Regions from separate parts of the Mus musculus genome. Here all the other regions are linked to region 6. A link is a loop called in an ENCODE intact Hi-C map of the cell type or tissue named here. Cell type or tissue: left cerebral cortex. All regions are shown on one strand. Region 1 overlaps Dennd4a (DENN/MADD domain containing 4A). Region 2 has its middle 6.8 kb from the start of Dis3l. Region 3 holds the start of Tipin (timeless interacting protein). Region 4 overlaps Gm36365 (a long non-coding RNA gene). Region 5 holds the start of Dis3l (DIS3 like exosome 3'-5' exoribonuclease). Region 6 holds the start of Ints14 (integrator complex subunit 14).

Region 1 (4,000 bases), 58 kb before region 6:
TGTACATATCATAAGCAAACGGCTAACAACCAAAGCCAGCCATACAAAAACAACTGAGGCTGTACAGGTAAACCTTGGCAACAAGAAGGAAAGAAAAACAAAACAAGAAACAGAAGCAGGGGGTATAACTCAGTGGTGAAGTACCTGCATAGCATAAACTAGACTCAGCACACAGATTCAAGAGCAGAATAATGAGGGGAGTGTAAAGAGGCAGAGTGGGGCTGGAGGCAGGCCTCAGCAGACAAGCATTCGCTACTCTCACAGGAGAGCTGCGTTCTGTTCCCAGTGTCTATATGGTGGCTCATAGCTCTCTGTAACTCTGGTTCCAAGGGGTCCAGTGCCCTTTTTGGCCTCTGTAAGTGCTGTGCACACATGGCACACTTGCATACATGTAAGCAAAGCACACACATAAATGAAAAAAAAAAAACTGAGTCTTTTAAAAAGTGCACAGAGCCTTAGAGAATTGTTGGGCAGTATGAAAGGTGTAATAGGATAGATACAGTTGTTATTTTCAAAGAATTGAAGAAAACGATTGTTGCAGAAAAGAGACTTGAAGTAGAAATATTTTAACTTACCAAATTGAAAAAATATATAAATTTCCAGATAGGCATGATGCAGCAAACTACAAAAGGATAGACTTGAAACCACATTCGGGGCCATTGAGATGCTCGTTGCCAGTGAAGGTGCTTGCACAAGCCAGGTAACTGAGTTCAGTTCCCAGAATCCATATAAAAGCAGAGGAGAGTTATTCTCCGACCCCCACACATGAGCTGTGCTACAGACCTCCAAAATACTAGTGGATATTTAAAAAAAAAAATGCATCTGTAGACATCATAAGCAAAGTGCTAACAATAAAGGCATCGATAAAAAAACAACTCAAACTTTTAATTCTTTTTGTTTTGTTTTGTTTTGTTTTGAGACAGGGTTTCTCTGTGTAACGCTGGCTGTCCAGGAACTCACTCTATAGACCAGGTTGTCCCCAAACTCAGAGATCCACCTATCTCTGTCTCCCTAGCACTGGGACAAAATGCGTGTGCCACCACTTCCTGGCGTAAACTTCAAAAGTATTTTTAAAATTACAAAAGGAATAAAGATCTGAATGGCCGTGTATTTTTGTCATAAAACCATGGAGGGGAGAGTTGAGTGAGGAAGCGTCTTTAGCGTTGAAAGAAAGGACACAGCAGTGCAGAGTCTGTATCTAGTGAAATACTCTCCAGGGCTTGTGGTGAAACAAGGGCACTTCAGACCAGGGAAGATGAATAGAAAACACACTCTGTAAGCTGTGCTCATGGCAGTTCAGGCTGAGGAAATCGTTACTAAAAGGAAAACTTGGATCTTAAGAAGGAGGCATTATAAATAGCTGCAGCATAAAAGCTGCCTTTTGCCTTGCTGCAACTCTTAAAGCACTGAGAATGGCTCAGCCGAGAAGCCATGACACTGGGGTCACTTAGTGCAGCTGGGGCTGGGACACAGTGGCTCGGGAGCTCTTGCTGCCACGCCTGAGTTTAATCCCTGGACCTTCTCAGTAAAGGGGGACTGGCTCCTTGGGTTATCCTCTGACCTCCACACTTTTGCTGTGGTGTGCAGATACTTCCTCCCTCACAAAATAAATAAATGTAAATTTTTTAATTCAATTTAAACATTTAATTCAACTGAGTTCTAAAACCTTAATAAGAAATTTTCTTGAATTTTTGAAGTCAGTTTTTGTGAATTTTATTTTCTGAATGTTATAGCATGTAAATTATATCTCAATAAGATTTTTTTAATGAAAGTATATTTTCTGACAACAGCAGAATCAAACTAAAAATATTAATAAGTATGGATTCAAAAAATCCAAAGTTCTAACTAATTCATGAATTAAAGATAAAGATCACTGGACTTAACCACTCAGTGGTTAAGAATATTGGCTGCTCTTAGGGCCTTAGAGATTGGCGCATTCCCAGTGGTATATCCTAGCTTGCAGCACCCACACAGAAGTGCTGATGCCCTCTTGTGGCCTCCATGGGTACTGAATGCACAGACATACATGCAAGCAAAACAACCGTATACATAAATATGTGAAGTATTTTTTAAATAAATGAATATTTTTTTAAAAAGGCCAGCTGCAGTGGCTTGTGTTTGTCATTTACAGCAATTGCATGGGACCAGAGAACCCTGAGGTTTGTTGGCCGTCTAATCTAGCCTACTTAGCAAGCTCTAGGCCAATGAGAGACCCTGTCTCAAAAAAGAGTGGACAAGTGCTGAGGAACAGCACTTAAGGTTTTCCTCTGGGCTGTGCACATGTACACATATGAATAACTGAACACAGTGCACACACACCTAGACATGCGCACCTGGACACAGTATAAAACCTCACACTGGCAGAGTTGATCTCCAGCATACTCATCCAGAATGATACACCTTTGTAAAACTGGTTGTTTTTCTTGCAGAAGTTGTAATGTTGCTCACCTGGTAGAAGGTAATAGGTAGTTGTTTCTATCTGACAGTGACTTTTAAATAATAATTTTAAATGTGAAGGAAATTAAGCTTGTAATTATGTTCTTAGGATCAAAGTTCTGATCGTACCAGTCTTTCTTCAGTGGGAGCCCAGGATTCTGAATCTACCTCTTTGACAGATGAAGATGTCTGCCACGAGTTGGAAGGAGCCACTTCCTCCCAAGAAAGCAGTGCGGCTTCGGGAACCAAGGGGATTGACGTCAGCAGGGCCAGCCTGGGAAGCTCTGCCTCCTTAGAAGGTCTGCCCGGCTCTGCCATGCTGCCAAGTCATAGGAGCTGTCTATTTTCATGATTTGATTTTTTTTTCAATCTTAAAAGATTTGCATGGCAAACAAATGAAGAAAAATTGGGGGGGGGTGTGGGCAAAATCAGGGCCCTTTGAGAGAAGTCTGGCTCCTGTCCCATCCCTCATATTGTTTGCTTCTGTTCTCGAGGGAACTGCTTTTCTCACTTTTCGTTTATCTTTTCACTTGATCCCCAATGGAGGAGCTAAAGAAAGTACCCAAGGAGCTAAAGGGATCTGCACCCCTATAGGTGGAACAACAATATGAACTAACCAGTACCCCCCCAGAGCTCGTGTCTCTAGCTGCATATGTATCAGAAGATGGCCTAGTTGGCCATCATCGGAAAGAGAGGCCCATTGTTCGTGCAAACTTTATATGCCCCAGTACAGGGGAACGCCAGGGCCAAGAAGTGGGAGTGGGTGGGTAGGGGAGTGGGGGGGGGGGGAGGGTATGGGGGACTTTTGGGATAGCATTGGAAATGTAAATGAAGAAAATACCTAATATAAATAAATAAATAAATAAACAAACAAATGAAAGAAAGAATGTAAACACAGGTCCTTTTATATATCTTTACTATTTTGAAACTTAGAAGGTAACAGGCACTAAACCTCTCTCACCTATTGTTCCGTTCACTTACCAGACTGGCGGGGCCTGGATTATCACCGAGACTGCCCCTCCCCCATTTTCACAGTGACTTAGTTCGTGGGTGGCCCTATCAGTTTACTGTAACCACCGCCCTGCTGAGCATTATGTTCCCCATTTGAATAATGCTACAACATGTGACCTTTATAATACCCGATTTATCCTTGAAATGGTATTTCCCAGTTCCTTTCGCAGATACGTCCTATTTTGAATTTTCAGTACCTGAATGTAAGAATACCTATTTTCCCATGGTCTCATCAGTATGACAAAATATGTTGGGGCAGGTGAGATGGCTCAGTGGGTAGAGCTGCTTGCTGCCAAGCCAGATAGCATGAGTCGTATCTCTGAGACCTAGATGGTGAAAGGAAGGCCCTGACTTCACAAGTTCACCTCTGACCTCCTCGTGTATATCACATGTGAGCACTCACATGCTACACAGCGGTAGACACACACCACAGACACTCATGCACACACACGAATGCGTTGACCGAGCATGTTGACCACTTCTGTGTTTTGCTGTGCAGACATGCCTCAGCTTCATTTTTATGTGAATTCTGTTGTAGAAATGAGGTTAAGAA
Region 2 (4,000 bases), 610 kb before region 6:
CCAGGATCCCTCCCAGGTAATGGTACTGCCCAGTGAGTGAGTAATTTTACCTCAGTTGGTCTAATCAAAATAATCCCTCACAGACAGTCCCACAGGCCCACTTCCCCATGTGTTTCTAGAGCTCACCAAGTTGGCAGTTGAGATTAACCAACACATTTCCCCTTCAGGTCGTTTCCTTTTCTTTCTTTTGTTTTGAGAGGACCGGCCTCCATCTTAAAGGGAAAAAAAGCCTGAGAATTTGACCTACAGCAGAACACAAGCTATACCCATGTACTAGAAAGGCCCCACGGCTTGTCCCTGGCCAGAGTTACTACTCCCTAGCTACTTCCTAGCAACAGTTAATCAAAGATTAGTCTGATTGTTTCAGATGTACTTTCAAACTGTTTGTGATCAAATATAGTCTTGCTTCAGATCACCCACCCATCAGCTTATAGCCGTTCTATTAGATGCTTTCCAGACTGGACACCCCCTCCCTCACCCCTCGCTCGCTCCTATTTTCTTATAAAATGTGTCCTACTGAGGGTTCAGGGCTGCTCCCACTTTCCCTTCCAGTCCTGCTGTGTCAGAGTTGGGTTGGAGGAGAGCCTAAGCCTGAGCTTGTAATAAAGAAACCCTAAGGCTATTACATCGGAGACGGTTCCTTGGTGGTTTTTTTTTTTTGTTGTTGTTTGTTTGTTTTTTTTTTGGGGGGGAGGGGTGTTCATGAACCCTTCCTGGCACATTTTGCTGTGAACCCTTCCCGGCACAACAGTTGGGTGTGGGATGGAGAAAGGCTCTCTATGCAGCCCAGGGCCTCCACATCTTAATCCCCCTGCTTCGGCTTCTAGGTGTGCAGCTTCATGCCCAGTTTGTAACTTCTGTGTTCTTGCATTTAGTCCTAAAAGCACCACCTTGACTTCTGTTCAAAAATATGTTTTCCAGGAAAAGAAATGACGTAGGAAGGACTGAATCAACCACCCAGGACACACAGCAAGAGAGTGGCAAAGTTGACTTTGGACCTAAGCAGAATGGCTACAGAATTCTTATAGCATTGACCCAGCCATATAGCCTTGTCCTTAGTAAACACAGACACTTGTAGGATTCAGGGTACATTCTGTATGGCTGGCCGCAGGAACCCAATGGCCTACAGAATTGGAAACCATGACTCAGTTAATGACCTCACCATTTACCTAACTTCTGGAGCTTTGGCACAGGAGGTTCTGGGTCATGATGCCAATGAATTAGTGGTTCTAAAGGTTCTGTGCGTGTCTACAATTACCCCATTAGCTGGAGTCAACTGCTCTCACTTGGACCCCATGGCAGTGGGGTGCAGTGCTTGCTAAGATCACTTTGCTACCTGTATTAAGGGAGATTTCATTTCCTATATGTTGAAGGTTAATATTAATCTTTGATTTGCCATTCAGAACATTCAAGGAACTCTAATAACACAGTTTGCAATGATTATTCTGAGATGTTCTGCTAACTTGCTCTAATTTTACACTTATAAGGGTCTCAGCCAAATTTCCACTGTACCTGCCAGTAACTCTAGTGTTCTACCACTAGGAGGTGCTGTTTCATCGATTTTTTTTTTTCCTTTTTCTTTTTTTTTTTTTTTCCAAACTAAGTGCCTCACTTGATCCCTTCCATGGGAATATCTGATAGTGAAAGCCTTGGCCTTTCACATACCACTCTTAAAATGTATCCAATTACTGGAGACAAAAAAGAAACAAGCAAACAGGTTAGTGTTTTAACAAAACCTTTGTTCAAGGAGCTCAAGGGTCTGGATACTTCCACATTAATTAGAAGCTAAGCTTCATTGATTAACACCAAAAAAAGAAAATAAATTCCTGAGTCTTGAGGCGGAGTAGAAGAAAATTCAGTCATCTGGCTCGCCAATTACAATTCAAAAATAGAAACATTGCTCTTGTGGTTTAATTTTTTTGATTGATTTTCTTTGATGAGATTAAGTTTTTGTCCATCTTGTAGGGATGTTTCAGCAGGTCTTGATAAATATTTTTTTTCCCGCTGGATAAATTCATCACACAGAGCTTTCCTGTTTACTCTGCTTTGTTACTGCACAGATCTGAGTTGGGGGTGGGCAAATCCCATTTTACATCTGTGTCAATAGACTAAGAGTTCTGAAATCAATAGAAATACAACAAAGTTTAAGGAGAAATGGGAAAGAAAACAAGGAATACTTGACCAGGATCCTGAACCTCCAGGTTTAGGATAAATTAAATAAGGAACATCTACTTATTTTCATTGCTTAATAAGTAAGGTAAAAGGCACGTGAAAGGGTACTTTTCTATCTGGTTAAAAAGCAAGAGAATACAGACAGAAACTAGAAATGGCACTTATTCCCAACTGTTTGCTTGTTTGCTTGCTTGTTTGTTTGTTTTCTGGGACAAAGCGTCTCTACCTGTTCTGGGGTGGCGTGAACTCCCAGCAATCCTTGCACCGCAGTCTCCCGAGCCCTGAGATTAAAGGCATAAGCCGTCACTCACTTGGGATCTAAGTTTTGTTTAAAAGGCCCTCCACACCACCACCGAGACTCTCATTTGAACAAGTAACTGGGATAAAGTGTGTCTACACCAAAGGGCCAGGAATCTTGGAAGGTCTTAGAATTCTGTCTACCAATTTTTTGTTTTTGTTTGTTTGTTGAGACAGGGTTTCTCTGTGGGACAACCCCTGCTGTCCTGGAACTCGATTTGTAGACCAGGTTGGCCTGGAACTCACAGCGATGCACCTGCCTCTGTCTACTGAGGGCTAGGACTAAAGGCATGCATCACCATGCCCAGCTACCAAGATGATTAAAAAAAAAAAAAAAAAAGAATCTCGGGCTACTGAGATGGCTCAGTGAGCAAAGGTTGCATGGCTCCAGCGCTGCGTCATCATCCTGAGCCCAGACTTCACGTTAGAGCCTTGCACAAAGCTGTCCCCTCCTCAACTGGGGGAGGGCAGCAAGGCCACACTTTATACTCCTACCCAACAGCCTCTCAGAAAGAGGAGGTGAGCTGCCAGGTGTGGTGGCCCATGCCTTTAATCCCAGCACTCAGGAGGCAGAGGCAGGCGGATTTCTGAGTTGGAAATAGCCTGGTCTACAAAGTGAGTTCCAGGACAGCCAGGGCTACACAGAGAAACCCTGTCTCGACAAAACCAAAAAAAAAAAAAAAAAAAAAAAAAAAAAAAAAAGAGGAGGTGAGCTATAGGACCCATTCTTAGGATCCCTGGGCTAGGTGAGAGGACTCCTGGCATCTCTTGAAAATCTGAATTGTGAATTTAAGATGTCAGCCCTCTCTGAGCCCTCCTTCACCTGGTGGCTTCTGTGAGCAAGCCTGACACAGTGGGCAGCTGGGCCCTGGGCAGCATGCCTCCTGTGCAGAGCTTTGATGGGCAGACTGTGAAGAGCTCATCTCTGTAGAGAGCTTGTATACACACACACACACATACACACACACACACACACACACACACACACACACACACACACACACACTTCAAGAGATATTAGAAGCCCCATGAGAGAACCAGCTTAGATTTTAGAAACCGTAAGAATCTTGTCTTGTTTACCATTTAGCTTTCAAGGCCTTATCTTTTGTGACTGGAAGGCATTTTGGTGCCCTTCCAGTCCCCTAACATTGTTCTTTAATTAGCTGGAGGCAGTACAGTGATCACAGAACACTTCCCTTTCTCTGAAGCTCCCAGCACCTGCCAATCCCTGATCCAGAAGCCAGAGGGAAGGGGAAGTCTTTGAGCCCTGGAACTGCAGTTATTCTCCGTGTATATAAAAGTGTAGACAGTAACCTGAAGCCGGCCTCTTCATTAGCGGATGCAGACTTACGGGCAACCCTACTTATTGGCTAATGCTGGCATGAGATTTATGATCCTGGTAACATGGAGTTTTTTGTCCATGGCCTGTTACATTCATCATCTGGCAGAAAAGTAAAAAGGAAAAACCAACTAAATAGGATATAGCTGATCAACACCAAGCAGGCCATGATAAACTACTCACAATACTTAA
Region 3 (4,000 bases), 680 kb before region 6:
AAATAGATCTTTAAAAAATACTTTTATATGTATGGTTGTGTATGTAATACATATATGCCTGTGTACATACATACCCATGCATAAATAAACCTACATACATAAATAAACCATATATGCATCTATACATACCCATAACTACATGAATAAACCATTCATATTTACATACATATCCACACATATAAACATACATACATAAACCATGATATACATACATAAATCTACAGAGTGCTTGGTTCTCTGGAGGTCAGAAGAGAGCCTCAGATACCCTGGAATCATACACGGCTGTGTCACTATGTGAGTGTACTAGAGTCCCCTACATGAGCAACATGTACTCTTAATGGTTAAGCCATCTGTATGTCTCAGCCCCCCCCCCCCCCCTTTGAGACAGGGTCTCTCACTGTGCCTGGAACACATCAGTTAAACCTGGCTGGCTGGCTAGCCAGCTGGAGGAATCTGATTTTTGCCTTCTCAGAATCGGGATTCCGGGTAATATCAAGCTGTTTTTTAACCTGGGTATTGGAGATCTGAACTCAGCTCATCATGCAATGTGGGGGAGTCCTTTACCCTCTGAGGGATCTCCCCAACCCTGCCCTCCCTTTTTGTTGTTTGTTTTGAAACAATATCTCACTGTGTAGCACTGGATGGCCTGGAACTCCAGGGATCTGCCTAAGATTAAAGGTAAACACTGGATCCAATACTTTTTTTTTTTTTTTTTTTTTTTTTGATTTTTCGAGACAGGGTTTCTCTGTGTAGCTCTGGCTGTCCTGGAACTCACTTTGTAGATCAGGCTGGCCTCGAACTCAGAAATCCACCTGCCTCTGCCTCCCAAGTGCTGGGATTAAAGGCGTGTGCCACCTCGCCCGGCCGGATTCAATACTTTTAAAGAAAACAGGGAACCCTCCTTTTTTTGTTGTTGACATATTTCTTTTTTCTTTCTTAAAGATTTATTTTATGTATGTGAGTACACTGTAGCTGTCTTCAGACACTCCAGAAGAAGGCATCAGATCCCATTACAGATGATTGTGAGCCACCATGTGGTTGCTGGGGAATCGAACTCAGGACCTCTGGAAGAGCAGTCAGGGCTCTAGTCACTGAGCCCTCTCTCCAGCTCTTGACATATTTCTTTGGGTCTACACGTCTAACCCTAACTACAAACTACAATCTTTTCCTCATATCTTTATTTAATTAACAAAATTCATAGTCGTGGCATTTTGCTATTCTGAAGATGCAGTAATTTTCCAGCCAAAGTTGTTTGACACTACGTTTTACTCCTCTACAAATCAGTTTTCTTTTCTTTCTTTTTTTTTTTTTTCTCGTAGACGCTGGCCTGGAACCTGTGGCGATCCTCCTACCTCAGCCTCCGAGTGCTGGGATTCCAGGCGTGCACTATTATGCCTGGCTTCCATCGTTCGTGTTCTAAACCCGGAGACCTATTTCTGGAGCTAATAAAGCGCCCAGAACTCATTGCCGTCCCAGACATTCCGGATGGGTAGGCGGGCTTCCGAGCGCGGTGGGCGGGGCTCAGACCCTTAGGCTCCTCCCACGCCTCTTCGCCTACCCTTGGCGCCAAATTTCTCAGCTTGTCTCGCGGAGCCGAGTCTCGCGAGAAGCGGTGTTGGCGCGCTTGGCGGCGGCCGCTGTCTAGGTGAGGTGAGACCGGTTTCTGTGAGCGCAGATTTTGGAAGTGGAGCCCGCGTTGCAAAGGCGGCGCGGGGCGCGGGAGATGGGGTCTCACCCAGGAGCCAGGCGGAAGCGGGGCTGAGGAGGAGCGGGCGGAGCGGGTGGGAGGCGCCGCGGGAGGATGGCGGGCCTGCACCGGAGCCGCGCGCACGGACCTAGCTGAGAGGGAGGCTGGGAAGCGGACTCGAGGGGAGGCGAGGGAGAGGTGACATCCCTAGGGCTGGCGCCGACGGTGGGACGAGAGTGAGGGTGGTGGGACTTCCTTTAGGGCGAGGAGCTCCTGTTTTGACAACTAGGGAAAACGGTAGGTTGGAAACAGGTCCGGGAAGGACTTGTGGATCGGATGTTGAATTTGTCACGCACACTGCTCTGGGAGTTTGAGGACCTGGAGGGGGAAAGAGACTTAACTCGTTAGTGTCTAAAACACGTGTGACAGTTGTCAAGGAGAGAAGGAAGGGCTGTGAACATCTAATTCTTTACAAACACTGAGAGAAACCAGTTTACTGATAAGCCCCACTGTGCTTTTTTGGTTAATTGCTGGTTATTGTAGTTTTAAGTCCTGTTCTCAAACTCCCATTAGAATGGGATTGAGTGTACTAACTAGATGTTTTGAGGATTGGGGTGCTTGTTCTGGGCCTGGAACCCAGGCCAAGTGGTCCTAGGTAGAGTTATAATCTACCCTTGGTTCCCACATTTAAAGGTACTCAAAGACGTAGCGGTTTATTATCAGGAGCCAGTACTTTGTTTTTATAAATTTACGGTCACAAATTTAGAATTGGGGACAGCTAGTAAAGGCGATATAGTGCTGGGGAACAAGCCTTACTGAGTGTGATCCCTGGGTCTCATGCAAAGCTGGAAGGAAAGAATTGACTCTACCCACAGAGTCCTTTGCTACTTTGTGGATTCTTTCTTCCACCCTTCTCTACCCTTAATCTACCCTTTAGGCTCCCTAAAAAACGAGAGGATAGGGGGAAAAATGGCAACATTATCTTTACCCTGCAGATGAGGAGTGTCAAGTTCCTTGGGGCATGTTTGAGGCAAGGTGAGGACCTTGAGGATGTGTTATTTCTTCTCTTGCTCACCACTAAACAAAACCACAGCCAACAGCAAGCAGTCAATCCTGGCCTTTACCCTCTGAAAAGTCCTGAGGAAGCTATCTGCAGTTAGCAGAATCGCCGTTACAGCATTAGAGCTCAAGGCCTGTCATACCAGCTGCTGTGGGCAATCTGAAGCAGCCAATTCCCATACCAGGAGTTAAAATGAAGAAATAATATTTCTGTGCTTTTTTAAAAAAAAGATTTATTAATTTTATGTATGTAAGTATACTGTAGCTGCTTAGACACACCAGAAGAGGGCATTGAATCCCATTACAGATGGTTGTGAGCCACCATGTGGTTGCTGGGAATTGAACTCAGGACCTCTAGAAAAGCAGTCAGTGCTCTTAACTGCTAAGCCATCTCTCCAGCCCATTTCTGTGCTTTTTTTTTTTTTTAAAAAAGAAACCACCACTGGGCATGCCTTTAATCGCAGTACTTGGGAGGTAGAGGCAGGCGGATTTCTGAGTTCGAGGCCAGCCTGATCTATAGAGGTGAGTTCCAGGACAGCCAGGGCTACACAGAGAAACCCTGTCTTGAAAAACCAAAAAAACAAAACCCAAAAAAACAAAACCCACAATTCCAAAATTGTCATTACAGGTTGTCCTTTGACCTCCCCCGGTGGCACATAATGCACTCTTATTATACATACAACAAACATAAATTTAAAGAAGTAATAAATTTAGAAGTTTTGGGGATGTTTTAGACATGTCCTGAGTATAATATCTTTAGCTGTTTTTGTTTTTTAAGATTTTTTTTTTTTACATGAGTACACTGTCGCTGTCTTCAGACACACCAAAAGAGGGCATCAGATCCCATTACAGATGGCTGTGAACCACCATGTGGTTGTAGGGAATTGAATTCAGGACCTCTGGAAGGCAGTCAGTGCTCTTAACCACTGAGACATCTCTCCAGCCCATATTTTTAGTTTTAATTTAGGAAATTTTGAAGGTTTAAGAATGTGTATCTTGCTGGGCAGTGGTGGCTCACATCTTTAATCCCAGCACTTGGGAGGCAGAGGCAGTGAATTTCTGAGTTCAAGTCCAGTTTGGTCTACATATTGAGTTCTAGGACCTATACAGAGAAACCCTGTCTTGAAAAAACAAAACAAAACAAAAAACCCAACCAACCAAACAAAAAGAGTGTGTATCTTGGGGGATATGTACACTTGAGGCCAGATGTCAAAGCCCCTGAAGCAGTAGTTATAGGTATTAGTGAGCTATATA
Region 4 (4,000 bases), 180 kb before region 6:
ATAGGATTATATTACACATCACTAGGGAAGTTGAGAGCCATTGATTTACAGAGAAGGCTCAGCAGTTAAGAGTGCATGCTGCTCTTTTAGAGGAATAGAGTTCAGTTCCCAATACCCACATTGGGCAGCTCAAAACCTCCAGTAACTCCAGCTGCAAGGGTTTTGATGCCCCCTCCTCCGGCCCCTGAGGGTACTGCACTCAAAACACACCACCCACACCCACACCCACACCCACTATATATATATGAAATAAATTTTTAGAAGCAAAACAAAATAGATGAAGGCCAATGGCTTTCCTACATGGTCTGTTTGTCTGTTTGGACATGGCAAAAGCCAAGCCATGTAGGGGATGGGTCATAGTGAATCATTATTTACCTAAAAGGCAATTCTCTATCCTGTGCTCTTTTGCTTCCTCATATAGAAGAAAGGTGAGAAACCATCCTGCTTCTTGGGATAGCTAGCTTCTCAGTCAGTTCAACTCATCAAACTTAAAAAATATATATTTATTTTCTTTTATGTACATAGTTGTTTGACCTACATGTCTATCTGTGCACCGCCCGCACTGAGTGCCGACACCGACAGAAGCCAGCAGAGGATGTCCGTTACCCTGGACTGGAGTTACAGTTGTGAGCTGCCATGTAGGTGCTAGAAATGGAACCCTAAGTCCTCTGCAAGAGCAGTCACTGCTTTCTACTGAGCCAATTCTCCAGCTCCCTATTCATCAAACGTTTACCAAGCACCTAGTCCTTATGTATTGGACACAGAGTCAGTTTTGGGGGAGAGTGCTGTGACCTCTTCCCTTGGGGAGCTCCAACCTATAAGGAAATACTATTATTGTATTTCCCTATTATTTTATTGTTTTTTAAAATGTGCATGTATCTGTATATTCCACATATGTGCGGGTGCAGGTGTGTATGTTTCTGTGTGTACATGTCACATGTGTGCAGGTGCCCGTGAAGTTCAGAACAGGGCATTAGATCTCTAGAGCTGAATACGGCAGCTGTGAGCCACCCGATGTGGGTGCGAGGAACAGAGCTCTGATGTAATGCAAGAACCATAAGCGCTTCCCGCTGATCACTATCTCCAGCTTTGTTGTGTTTATTGTACAGAAAAGAGGTGCAGTGTTGAAAGGTCTTTGAAAGCTATGGAGTGCTGTGAAATATAATAAACAATGTGTCTTACGCTTATCTAATGTGGCTCAGCGGTTGGTCTGATCCTGTCTTTGAGTAAATTCTCTAACAACAGCCCATTTGGAATCTTGGGATGTATCACAGTTGGCAGAGTGCTTGTCTAGTGAGCAGGAAGCCCTGTGTTCCATACCTAGCACCATACAAACTGACCATGGTCACACATCCTTGTCATCTCAGCACTCAGGGGACAGAGGCAAGAGAATTACAAGTTCAAAGTCACATTTAGCTAGTTTGAGAGCAACCTGGGATACAAAATACCCTGGCACACCAGGAAGTACATAATTACTTTTGTCAAATTAAACATTGGGGTGGTCAGTATTTACCTGGATAGTAACTGAATATTTTTCAGAAATGCATTTCATGTTGTGACCACTAGGTGTCTCGTTATTTTACAAGAAAATGGGAAAGCCTGGTGTTTGCACTTGGGTTGCTAGCCACCTGCTGTGAACACATTTGCCTCAGATAAAAATCTTAACCCTGTTCTAGCAAACATGGGTGCTAGCGGATGCTACTCATTTGAGACGTAGAAGATATCGCTGTGGATCATCTCTCCTGTTCATATCCCGCGCACCTACAAACTGTTCTCCTGAGAACCGGAAGGAAGAAGACAGCATCAGTTTGCCAATATTCAAATGCTAAGACCTTGATGGGAGCAGTGGTGCATCACTCCTGGTGTCCTGAGACAGGGTTTATCTGTGGTCTGAATATGAGCTGACACCCTAAGCCATGCTATGCTGTCTCTCTGCACCTAGTCACAACAGGACCATCTCCTGCGCACAGACGTCACTCAGAGGAGTCTCTTTCACAAATCTTTTCTTTCACTGTGAACTTCGGGTTTGTAAACGATACATACGTACATACGTGTGAACATTTTCACCAATGTCATAGATGGCTTTAGACGATCTGTGGAAGAACTCTTTGCCTATAAGGGACATCAGACAGGCAGACACTAGAACAGAGAGGAAACTAGATATTTTCTAAAACAGATTGCATCATGAAGAGCCCATCCTCAGCTAGGAAGGTAGCTTAGTTGGTAGGGTGATTGCCTAGCATACTTGAAGCCCTGGGTTCCATACCCAACAACAAATAATCTGTAATCCCAGTATTAGTGCAACCCATTTTTGGCTACAGTCCAAGGCAAGCCTGGGCTTCGTGACATCCTGTATCAGCAAAACAAAATGAAGTAATAAAAAGTTGCAATAAGAGGACTCAGTGGGTAATGGTACTTGTCACCAAGTCTAATGACCTGAGTTCGATCCCCAAGAAAGAAGAGAACCAGTTACAGTAAGTTGTCCCCGACCTTGCAACACAGCATTTAGCACACACTAATGAATACACTTTTTTTCAAGCCTGTTTCATCAGGTTTTCATGCTCTGCTAATCAGAGTGTAACTGATGAGACCTTGTCTCAAAAAATGTCGTGGAAAAGAGACTCAAGAGGAAGCCAGTCACTAACCTCTGAGGTCTACATTGTGTTTGTGTGGACAAGTGGACCCCACACATATGCACACATGCAGACAACACTTACACACATATACACACATATCACAAAAGGGTCTTTGATGATAAACAGAAATGCTTGTAATAAAACATAAATTGGGAAAAAAAAAGCAAGGGCACAAAGTGTACAATATTAACCCCAACTCCATGAACATCCATATGTAAAATGGGGGATTCCTGCAAATTCAAACTGACGATAGGATTGCAATCTTCCTTTATAACTTGCTATGTTTTCCTTCTTTCCACTTTAAACATATGGTATTTTGTAATAAGAGGGTAAAATCCATGCAAAGAAGGACAGTCCATCTCATTGAAGTCATGCTGGTCAAGATAAAATTGTGTGTGTGTGTGTGTGTGTGTGTGTGTGTGTGTGTGTGTGTGTTTGCTTGATTGCAGGATACACGTGTGTGGGAATTGTGCCACTGAGTTTGGAGGTCAGAGGACAACTTTCAGGAGTCAGCTCTCTCTGTCTTCCTTCTTATGTGGATTCTGGTGACCGGAGTTGGATCTCCAAACTTGCATGACAAGCACTTTTACAATGATCCATCTTGCCAATCCTGGTCAATGTAAAATATTAATAAAGGACACATCAATTATTTAAGTAACTAGAAACCAATGACATAAAAGACAAGCCTCAACCTCTGTGTATTTTCTATCCTGACAAAAATAGGAAGATAAAAATCAGTCAATTTCTATCTAACGTCAAATATCCATATATTTTTGGTTGACTTTGATTCTTAACTACATTTTCACAATTAAATAACAGGTTATAATCTCAATTCAGCATTAGCTAGATGCCTTTTTTTGTTTGTTTTTTGTTTTGTTTGCTTTGTTTTTTCTTTTGACAGAGTCTTATTGCATAGACCTCATTAGCTTGGAACTCATTATGTAGACCATTTTGTAAACTCACATCCTCTGCCTCAGCCTCCCCAGCGCTGGAATCAAAGTCGTGTGCCAGCAGGCTTGGCAGCTGGACTCACTCTTGCTTTGTAATTTTAGAAAATCCAAATCATTTCTATAACTTATAAGTTGTTCCTCAGAAATAATATCCTCTGATTTAGATCTTTAGTGGAAAGTTTTAAATTTTTGTATGTACATAGATGCTTGGCCTGCATAATATTTGTGCAGTACATGTGTTCCCCGTGCCCACAGAGATCAGAGGAGGGCATCAGACCCTCTGGAACGGGAGCTACAGGCAGTTGTGAGCTGCCAGGTAGGTGCTGGAAATTGTGCTCTACACGAGCATCCAGAACTCTAACCACTCAGCATCTCTGCAGCCCCATCTGTTTTAGACTTTAGAGCTTAAGGTAT
Region 5 (4,000 bases), 620 kb before region 6:
TTGCTTTCGGTTGTCCCAGGAATTGGTTTTCAAAACAATCCTAATATTAAAAACATTTTAGAAAACAGAGGTTGAAGAGGCTTGCTGTGTGTGAGCGAGCTGAATGGTAACAACAAATTGATTTTAGTAAAAGAAATTGAAATACGACACCTGCAGCAGTGTTTAAACCTGGCTGTGTGTAAACATCTATATGTCTGTGTCTGAATAAAATCAACTTCAAGCTCATTTTAAAATATTCAATTTGAAAAAAAAACCCACGTACATTCTAGCTAATGTATATTTCTCTGAACTAAGCATCAGGACAATTTATCATTTTCATACACAAATAAAGAAAACTTTACCTTTTACTACCAAAAGCTGAAGAAACCAAAACATCTTAAAAACAGAATAAATCCAGTTTCTGCTTGTTAAATACCTTGGGGTGTTGAGGGTTTGGGTATATAATTCTAACATGCTATTCTCATAAAAGTTTCCAAATATTAAATGAAGCAAAACTGTATTCTAAGAAATTTGCACAGAAAGGGGCAATTATTCTTTCATTTAGGTGCAAGGTGAGTATTTTAAACTGGTCCAATTAGAAATGTTTTATTCAGCAAATACAATTACTATGGCTGATAGTTACAGGACTAATCTAAAAATCAGAAAGAGCTATTTTTAATTTCGTTGAATAAATCACGGTAAGTACAGTTTGCTTCTACAATAGAGGAAGATAAGATTTAAAAGTATTCTTTTCCAAAGAAAGGAATGCTCCTGAAACAATGTACCTATGAATAAGATTAAATACTATATATTATTAGCAAAAATAAAAGGAAGAAATAATAGTGCTACCTATGAAAATGTAAACCAGAAGCCAGTTCACCATAGAATCTTAACTATGTACATCCCGGGGACCCAGCAGTTTATTGATCTACAGTCAGATCTTTTGGCCAGGTGTTGAAGCACACATATAAAATGTTACTACATTCCTCACCAGCAAAGAGAATACCAAATTAGTTTCAAAAATCCTTTCTGACAAAATAATGAATTCCTCCTCTTTCCCTCTAACAAGGGACCTTTTCTAAAGGGGGCAGGGGAACCGGTACTGAAAATAAATAAATAAATAAATAATGCAAAACAGATACCTCCGGCCTCTCTGGTGCTGCACAGCTTGACAGGCCGTTTGCATGAAAATAACTCCCTTCAACTCCGGGAACTCCAGAACCTCGAGGTAATCCTGGACAACTTTCCAGTCTGGGATCACGTAATGAGTGACTTCGGCAGCCAGGAGCTTCCCATCTGAAACATAATTCAGAGTGGAAGCCATTAGGTAACATTTTCAAACCTGGTTTATGACTATTTCAATGTCACAGTGCTCCCGGTGTGCAAAATAACTTCTCATCTTAATTTCACCTTGAAGTTTTTAAAAGACAAGACAAATCTACTTTGGTGGAGGCTCAAAGTTCAGCTCCATTGCTCCCCCTCCCCTCAGCTGTGATTAAATACAAGCCCAACATGGTTTATGTTGTAGCCAGCACTTCTTCGAAAGAATGATATTTTAAAAACAAGTACGTCCCTGGAAGAAACTAAATTTCTACTAAGCCATCACAGACATGCATGAGCACTGACTGCGTTGGCTACTTACATATCCATTATATCTCTATCTACATATACACACGTGTATATATATGTAAGGGCAAGAGTGCACATGTGTGTGTGTGTTGACCCCTTGTAAGCATCTAACAATTCCAAGGCTATTCGGTCTGAAGCTTCCTAACACGGCTACACGGTTCTAGGGTTGAGGAGAACGTCCTAAAAAGGATGCGCTGTTCAATCAATGGGCTTCCACTCAACTGACACCTTGGTCAAGCTGTGACCTCAATCATGTATTCTGAAAAGACCCCCTCACGCTCATCTCCCACTAGGGGTAACAAACAGCTGGAGGGTCTGCGTACTGGCAGGAGCAGAGCAGGCAATGTCAAATGTCCAGCCAGCGTAATACGCTCAGGAGTAAGGTGCCAATAGCATTTTCGGGCAGAAAGGAGGAGGTGCCTACGCCCTTAGGTCCCCCTGGAAAAACCGAAGCATCCGGTGCCTGCAGGCTCTTCCACTTAGCCCGGCTATTGTAGCAGGCAGGTCCGGAGAGGAGCGCCCCTGAGGCTGCAGAGGCCGGTCCTGCCTGTGCCGGCCACTGGGAGGGAAGACTGGACGCACCGGGGACGCTCCAGGGCCGCTCCCGGCTGCCCCAGTACCGCCGAGCCCAGACGGTTATGCTCGCTCCGGCTGCCTACAGTCCGCGAGGGTCTGGCTCCGCCCTTGATGCCAGCGCTAAGCCGCCCTCGCTGCTCAGCTTCCCGCTCTCCTCTCTCCTTGGGTCCCGCTTCCTTCACTAGGGCCCCGCCGCCATCGCGACGCCAGGCCGGGATTCCCTTTGCTCTTTGGGCCTCTGCCACCCTCGCTCCTCAGGCCTCAGGTCCCTTCGCTCGCGCCCGGCAGCCTTCGCTACGTCAGGCCCCGGCCTCCCTCGTTCCTTTGGTCCTGGCTTCCCTCGTTCTCCGAGTCCCGGCTTCTCTCGCTCTCCGAGCCCCGGCTTCCCTCTCCGGCTCCGGCCTCCCTCGCTCTTCCCGCCCGGGCCTTCCCGGTCCACCCCGGCTCTGACCGTTGCGGCAGGCGGCAGGCTGCGGGCACAGCGGGCTGTTGCAAGGCACGCTGGGCCGCAGGTAGTGTTCACGCACGATCCGCAGCGTCCGACCCTGGAAGGTCCTCAGCAGCAGCACCTTCTCCCGCTTCTGCAGCATGCTGGCGGCGTCGCCCGGCACTGTGGCCGGGAAGCGGCGGGCGGCGGGCGGCAGGCGGCAGGCTCAGGCGAGACCGAGGCCTGAGGCCCGCCCCTCGGGCCTGGTCGGGCAGGCAGCAGCGTTCACGTTCCCGCTACCGCTACCGGGAGCGACCTAGCCAGGGCTGAGAATCCTCCGGGCCCAGTCCTACTCGCGCCTTTTATTCCTCTCTGTGCCTTAGTTGTCCCCGGGCGGGAAAAGTGTAGATAAACTTCACCCGAAGAATCCTCGGGTGTGAAGGTAGGATGTGGCAGGTAGTCTAAGAGTCGAGTGTAAAAGGATTATTATTTTTATTTTTATTATTATTTTTTTTACTTTGTTTCTACCCACAGGCCCGTGTGCGAAGGGCTGCCATAGCAACAGAGGTAATGCCGGGCAGTGATGGCTCATGCCTTTAATCCCAGCACTTGGGAGGCAGAGGCAGGTGGATTTCTGAGTTCAAGGCCAGCCCGGTCTACAGAGTGAGTTCTAGGACAGCCAGGGCTACACAGAGAAACCCTGTCTCGAAAAACCAAAACAAAAAACAAACAAAAAACAAAACAAAAACCAGAGGTAATAACTGTAGAGTTTTCTCGTCCTTGTTTTTGCAGTATCTGAAAGAATTGAAAAGCTCAGCAAAAAAGCTGGTAACCCTGCTGGCCAAACCGGTTTTCCTCTTCAAAAATATGCTTATTTTAAATTTTAATACACGTAAACATTCAAACACTACAGATAAAATGAAAACCAGTCCTTCTGGGGTAAACACTCTACAACTTTTATAGCGCTGGCAGCCTCGGGCAAAGGACTTCTTAGAGCCGCTATTGACATGATCTCTAAGTACTGTGCTTGTAGTGTTTGACAAAAAGGACGGTATCTTGGGAGACCACACACCCTGGATTCTCCAAGCACTGAGCCCACTGGAGCAAGAGTATCATTTAGCTTCCTTAAATCAAAGGAGTGGGTGTTTATTTGTATCATTTTATAGGCTGTGAGGCTGCATTAAGGGAGCTTAAGTGCCCAAGGATACCTAGTTATTATGTTTCAGAACCAATCTTGAAGCTAGAAACTGCTCAACTTCAAAGCAGGTTAAGCATCATCTAGTCACTGGTGAATAAAAGAGAGAGCGCCTGCACCAAAGGAATTTACTGCTTGGCAACCTTTGGTTAATGTGGCTGGCCCAGTTGGCTGGAAACACCTGGTTCTTCCAA
Region 6 (4,000 bases):
TTGAATTACTCTGTCTCTTGTCATTGATGTTCTGACTTTATCGTCATTGAACAAACTTCTGATTTGGAGCCAATCATGAGGTCCCCTCTCGATGGTTCTGTCTTTTATCATCAGTTTTAACAAAATGACTTGCTGGGCGTGGTGGCACACGCCTTTAATCCCAGCACTCGGGAGGGAGAGGCAGGCAAATTTCTGAGTTCGAGGCCAGCCTGGTCTACAAAGTGAGTTCCAGGACAGCCAGGACTACACAGAGAAATCCTGTCTCAAAAAACCAAACCAAAAAAGAAAAAAAAAAAAAAAAAGACTTATTCCTTTCTACGTCACCGAAAAGCCAGCTGTTCAGCAGAACGAGGACGACGACAACAAATCTGAACACCTATCAGATCATTAAAAATGAGCAAACTAATTAACTTAAGTTTAGTCTTTAAGGTCATAAACCAGACCATGTATCTAAGCTGGCCTAGAACAGCAATCCATGGCTGAATCATCACCACAATAGAGCAACTAGACAGATAACTCCTCTGTCTGCATAGTCTTGGCCAGATCTCTCCCATTACGGCTAAGTAATCAGGCTATATATTCTTACTTACCTAGAGCCCCATAACTGTTCAAACATAGCAAGGTCTTTTGAAATATTGAAACTAGCCTGGTTGGAGAAAGATGTCCTGCAGCAAACAAAAGCTAAGTCTACAGGCCATGCGGCCTTGATATTGGTTCCCCAGAGTCTAGTGTTGGCTTTCTCTGCCACCTCTAATAGAAAGAGGAAACATTAAAGAACAACAAACACTTTCCCACGGAGCAAGTTGTGGTAAGTCAGTTCTAAGAGTTTCCCTTCCTTATCCCGCTTGCAACCCATAAGCTTAAAGAAAGCCATATGCCTAAGACTTTACAGGGAGCTCTGTGTTCTCACTTGTAATTGCTGTTGTGAAGTATTGGTCTTTGAACCATAACTACCCAGCGTTCTGTTAGCATCCGTTGAGGCCTACTACTAACTGACATTCTCCAGGCCCCTACAGCCCACAGGGTTAGCAAGTCACCTTTTGCCCACCTCACCCTCTCATCCCCGCCCAGGAACTCCCTGAGGCATATGCTATGCTAGGGACACCTGGTGGAGAGAAGCAGGCAGGGACCCTCAAAGCCTTACATGGAATCCTAAAAGCAAAACCTTCAGCACATCTCAGGCACAAAAGCAATAACTGAGTCACGCTTCTGCCGGTCTCAAAGTCAGGGTAGGGAAATAACGTGGTACTAAGATCTCAATGCAACTTAGACTCAGGGCAGCCAGGTGCTTACAGTCTGAGCACTCAGCCGGGGATTACAGTTTTTTAAGAGTAGGAAGAGCATCCTACTGTTCTGTCGGTGTGACTGAGAATTCTGAAGAAGAAAAGCAATGACAGAAATGTTAGACACTGGCCAGGGGTCTACAGGTTAATAAAAAGGCAAAGCAGAGATAAATGGAGGGAGGCACCCAGAATGGGGTAAGACAAAGGGGGAAGGGCCAGAAACCCCCCGCAGGGCTCAGCCTGGGAGGAAATTGGGGCTCCGTGGGCAAGAGACAGAGGAGGAGCACCCCCTAGCGTCCCGGGAGAGCCACAACCCAGCGCCCGTGGGCTGGAAGCCCCGCCCAGCCCACGCTATTCGCTGCCTCCGGGTTCCCTTATGTCGCACGGCCCTTAAGTTCCGGCTATGGCGCGCGGACGGAAGGTTTAAGCGGACGGACAGAGGCTGGAGATGGGCTCCGGGTAAGTCAGGGAATGTGCCTGTTGAGGGCTGTGTTTCGATGGCGGTTGGGGTTACAGGGGAAGGAGTGGAAGGAACAACACAGGGCGGGCGGCGGACCTTCTCTGAGGCCCGCGTAGGGTGGCGGTCTCAGGGGCGCTGGCTCCAGGGCCTGCGACAGGCCTGCCCTCTGTGTGGCCCGGGTCTTGTAAGCAGCAGGATTCCGCGCTTGGGGCCGTGTTTCTTCCTCCCCTGAGAGTCTTCCGTCCCTGGACCCTGAGACTTCCGTCCCCTCTTTCCCCGAGAGTTCCATACAACAAATGTTTTGGGCTCGTTTTAAAGGTAAAGGTCTATTCTTCAGTTGCAGTCTTAAGTGAACTCTGCTGCACTTCAGGCTACCCATTCAGATATTAATCATCTGAGAATTTAGAGGAATTCGTAGGGCAAGCCAGAGCGACAGAAAAGCCGACGTGTATGCACTTAGAAACTGAAGTGGAGCTTTGAGAGATTCCTGAGCGTCAAATTGCTATGAATGGGCTAATGATCCCCTTCAGAGTAGAACTATAAATGTAATTGATGGCTTTTAGAGCAGTCATGTGGCGAGGATGTATCATCAGGAGTAGACTGTCCAGGAGAAAGAAAACCCTTGGTTATCTGAAACATTGTAAAATGGTACCAATTGGAAAGGCTGAGGGCGGTGTGGGGAAATTTGATCAGAGTCAGCCCAAGTGAGAAATACATCGTGTTATCTACTAATGAGAGATCTTTTATTTTTCAGTTTTGTGGCTAAGCCCAGACTGCTTGAGTGAAACAGCCTTCAGGGACGTTCCATTCTTTCGTTTATCCCAGTGCTTACAACCCAAAAACAAAATTGGATTGCCACAAGTCGGCCACGGCTGAGGAAGTGCACTCGGGCCCTGACACAAATGCATCAGTCAGGAGAAAGAGCCAGCTTCTCAGGTGTCTTCAGAGAAGGCCAGACTGACAGCTGCGGTCACCCATTGCAGTGCTAGCAGCAATTTCATGGACTGGAAGTGCTTGTTGGTACTTGATCCAGAAAACTGTTTCTCAATCTCTTAAGAGGTGAGGGCGTGATCATCAGCTTTAAAAACCATAAAGGCTTCCGTGCATAAATGTGACCCACAAGAGCTGGATAAACTGCACCTGAGCAGAAGTGCAGGACTCCCTGGTGGCTCTGCTTAAATAAGAAAGTGTATTTTTGTGTACAGAGTTAAAATTTACAATGTATTTTCCTAATGAATTAATGTATGTTGTATTAGGGGTAGTTCATTGGTTATGTTGAGATTTTGATGAGCACCTGCTGTGTGCCAGATGTAAACCTGAGTAGACATTAGGAAGCAAAGTCTTTTTAAAATTTTATTATTTTTTTATTTTTTTTTTGGTTTTTCGGGACAGGGTTTCTCTGTGTAGCCCTGACTGTCCTGGAACTCACCCTGTAGACCAGGCTGGCCTCGATCTCAGAAATCCGCCTGCCTCTGCCTCCCGAGTGCTGGGATTAAAAGTGTGCGCCACCACTGCCCAATATGAAGCAAACTCTTATTGTGATCCTTGCCCTTAGTGACCTCATTTAATACAGTTCTGAACTCACTTTTCCTAGGCAGCATGGACCTAGGAAAATGCTAGTATGTAGCAAAACAGGGCAGTAATGCTTGGGGGTGGGGGGTGTCGGGGGTGGTGAGGTCATGTCATCTCCCAGAAGAGTGAATATGTTTAACACATTGTTTAATGAGACAGAGAGAGGGATACATATTTAATTTTTCCTTAGGGGCTGGAGTGGTTCCGTGGTTAAGAGCACTTCTGGAGACCCTGAGTTGAGTTCCCAGCACCCACATTAGGCAGCTCACAACCACCTGTCCAACTCTAGGGACTCTAACACCCTCTTCTGGCCTCTGAGGGCACCTGCTCATGTATGGCAGGCGCTCACACAGATACATACACTGAATAAAAAATGAAATTTTCTTTTAATTTTCTTTCCTACTGTCTAACATTTTGGACTGGTAAAGAGAGTCTGAAAAGTAAAACTTTTTTCTCTGGGTTAACTTCATTGGTATTTGATACATGAGCTGTTACAATATGTGAGATGTATCTATGGCCAATATGTGGTTAAAAAAAAGGCTTTTCCTGTTTGATCTGCTCTTACATATAACATTGTTGCCATGAACTAGTATGTGCTGAGTTCCCAACAACCTACTTACAAAGGAATTGCAGACTGTCACACAGTTACAGTTGGACATGTACTGAAGGGCAGTGCCTGTTGTTA

The links. Hi-C counts contacts between places; a loop is a spot of excess contacts. Peaks named below come from ENCODE experiments on the same cell type or tissue, not always from the same donor. Only the 100,000 strongest peaks of a DNase experiment are listed, where the experiment ranks them.
Region 1: it touches region 6 in a loop (4-fold over the local background); 6 of 42 quality-filtered maps call a loop at or near these places.
Region 2: it touches region 6 in a loop (2.4-fold over the local background); 11 of 42 quality-filtered maps call a loop at or near these places.
Region 3: a loop joins it to region 6, with 7 times the contacts of the local background. A loop is called at or near these places in 6 of 42 quality-filtered maps.
Region 4: it touches region 6 in a loop (4-fold over the local background); 11 of 42 quality-filtered maps call a loop at or near these places.
Region 5: a loop joins it to region 6, with 6 times the contacts of the local background. A loop is called at or near these places in 10 of 42 quality-filtered maps.

The regions. Positions count from the first base shown.
Region 1 is chr9:64,901,605-64,905,604 of GRCm38, forward strand. It overlaps Dennd4a (DENN/MADD domain containing 4A), which reads left to right. Exons shown (of 35, transcript NM_001162917.1): 25 at 2,546-2,735. Among named protein-coding and RNA genes, the nearest start is that of Gm39361, 29 kb to the right of the region's middle. In left cerebral cortex, CTCF peaks have their summits at 1,238 and 1,999 (motif pointing left); DNase peaks (open chromatin) are centred at 1,302, 1,982 and 2,694.
Region 2 is chr9:64,346,015-64,350,014 of GRCm38, forward strand. No RefSeq gene overlaps it. Among named protein-coding and RNA genes, the nearest start is that of Dis3l, 6.8 kb to the left of the region's middle. In left cerebral cortex, a CTCF peak has its summit at 1,525 (motif pointing right); a DNase peak (open chromatin) is centred at 1,565.
Region 3 is chr9:64,280,003-64,284,002 of GRCm38, forward strand. It overlaps Tipin (timeless interacting protein), which reads left to right and starts at 1,583. Exons shown (of 8, transcript NM_001324557.1): 1 at 1,583-1,645. In left cerebral cortex, no CTCF peak of the experiment used is centred here; a DNase peak (open chromatin) is centred at 1,579; H3K4me3 peaks cover 1,246 bases; H3K27ac peaks cover 406 bases.
Region 4 is chr9:64,778,171-64,782,170 of GRCm38, forward strand. Gm36365 (a long non-coding RNA gene) reads left to right here. Exons shown (of 3, transcript XR_379558.3): 3 at 526-1,192. Among named protein-coding and RNA genes, the nearest start is that of Gm36365, 8.8 kb to the left of the region's middle. In left cerebral cortex, CTCF peaks have their summits at 170 and 1,554; a DNase peak (open chromatin) is centred at 1,587.
Region 5 is chr9:64,338,358-64,342,357 of GRCm38, forward strand. Dis3l (DIS3 like exosome 3'-5' exoribonuclease) reads right to left here and starts at 2,900. Exons shown (of 17, transcript NM_001001295.2): 1 at 2,636-2,900; 2 at 1,122-1,275. The coding sequence starts at 2,774. In left cerebral cortex, CTCF peaks have their summits at 1,251, 2,125, 2,732 and 2,936; DNase peaks (open chromatin) are centred at 1,475, 2,286 and 2,744; H3K4me3 peaks cover 2,036 bases; H3K27ac peaks cover 2,132 bases.
Region 6 is chr9:64,959,197-64,963,196 of GRCm38, forward strand. Ints14 (integrator complex subunit 14) reads left to right here and starts at 1,636. Exons shown (of 13, transcript NM_001077631.2): 1 at 1,636-1,742; 2 at 2,498-2,802. In left cerebral cortex, CTCF peaks have their summits at 1,091 and 1,601; DNase peaks (open chromatin) are centred at 1,154 and 1,658; H3K4me3 peaks cover 1,397 bases; H3K27ac peaks cover 1,263 bases.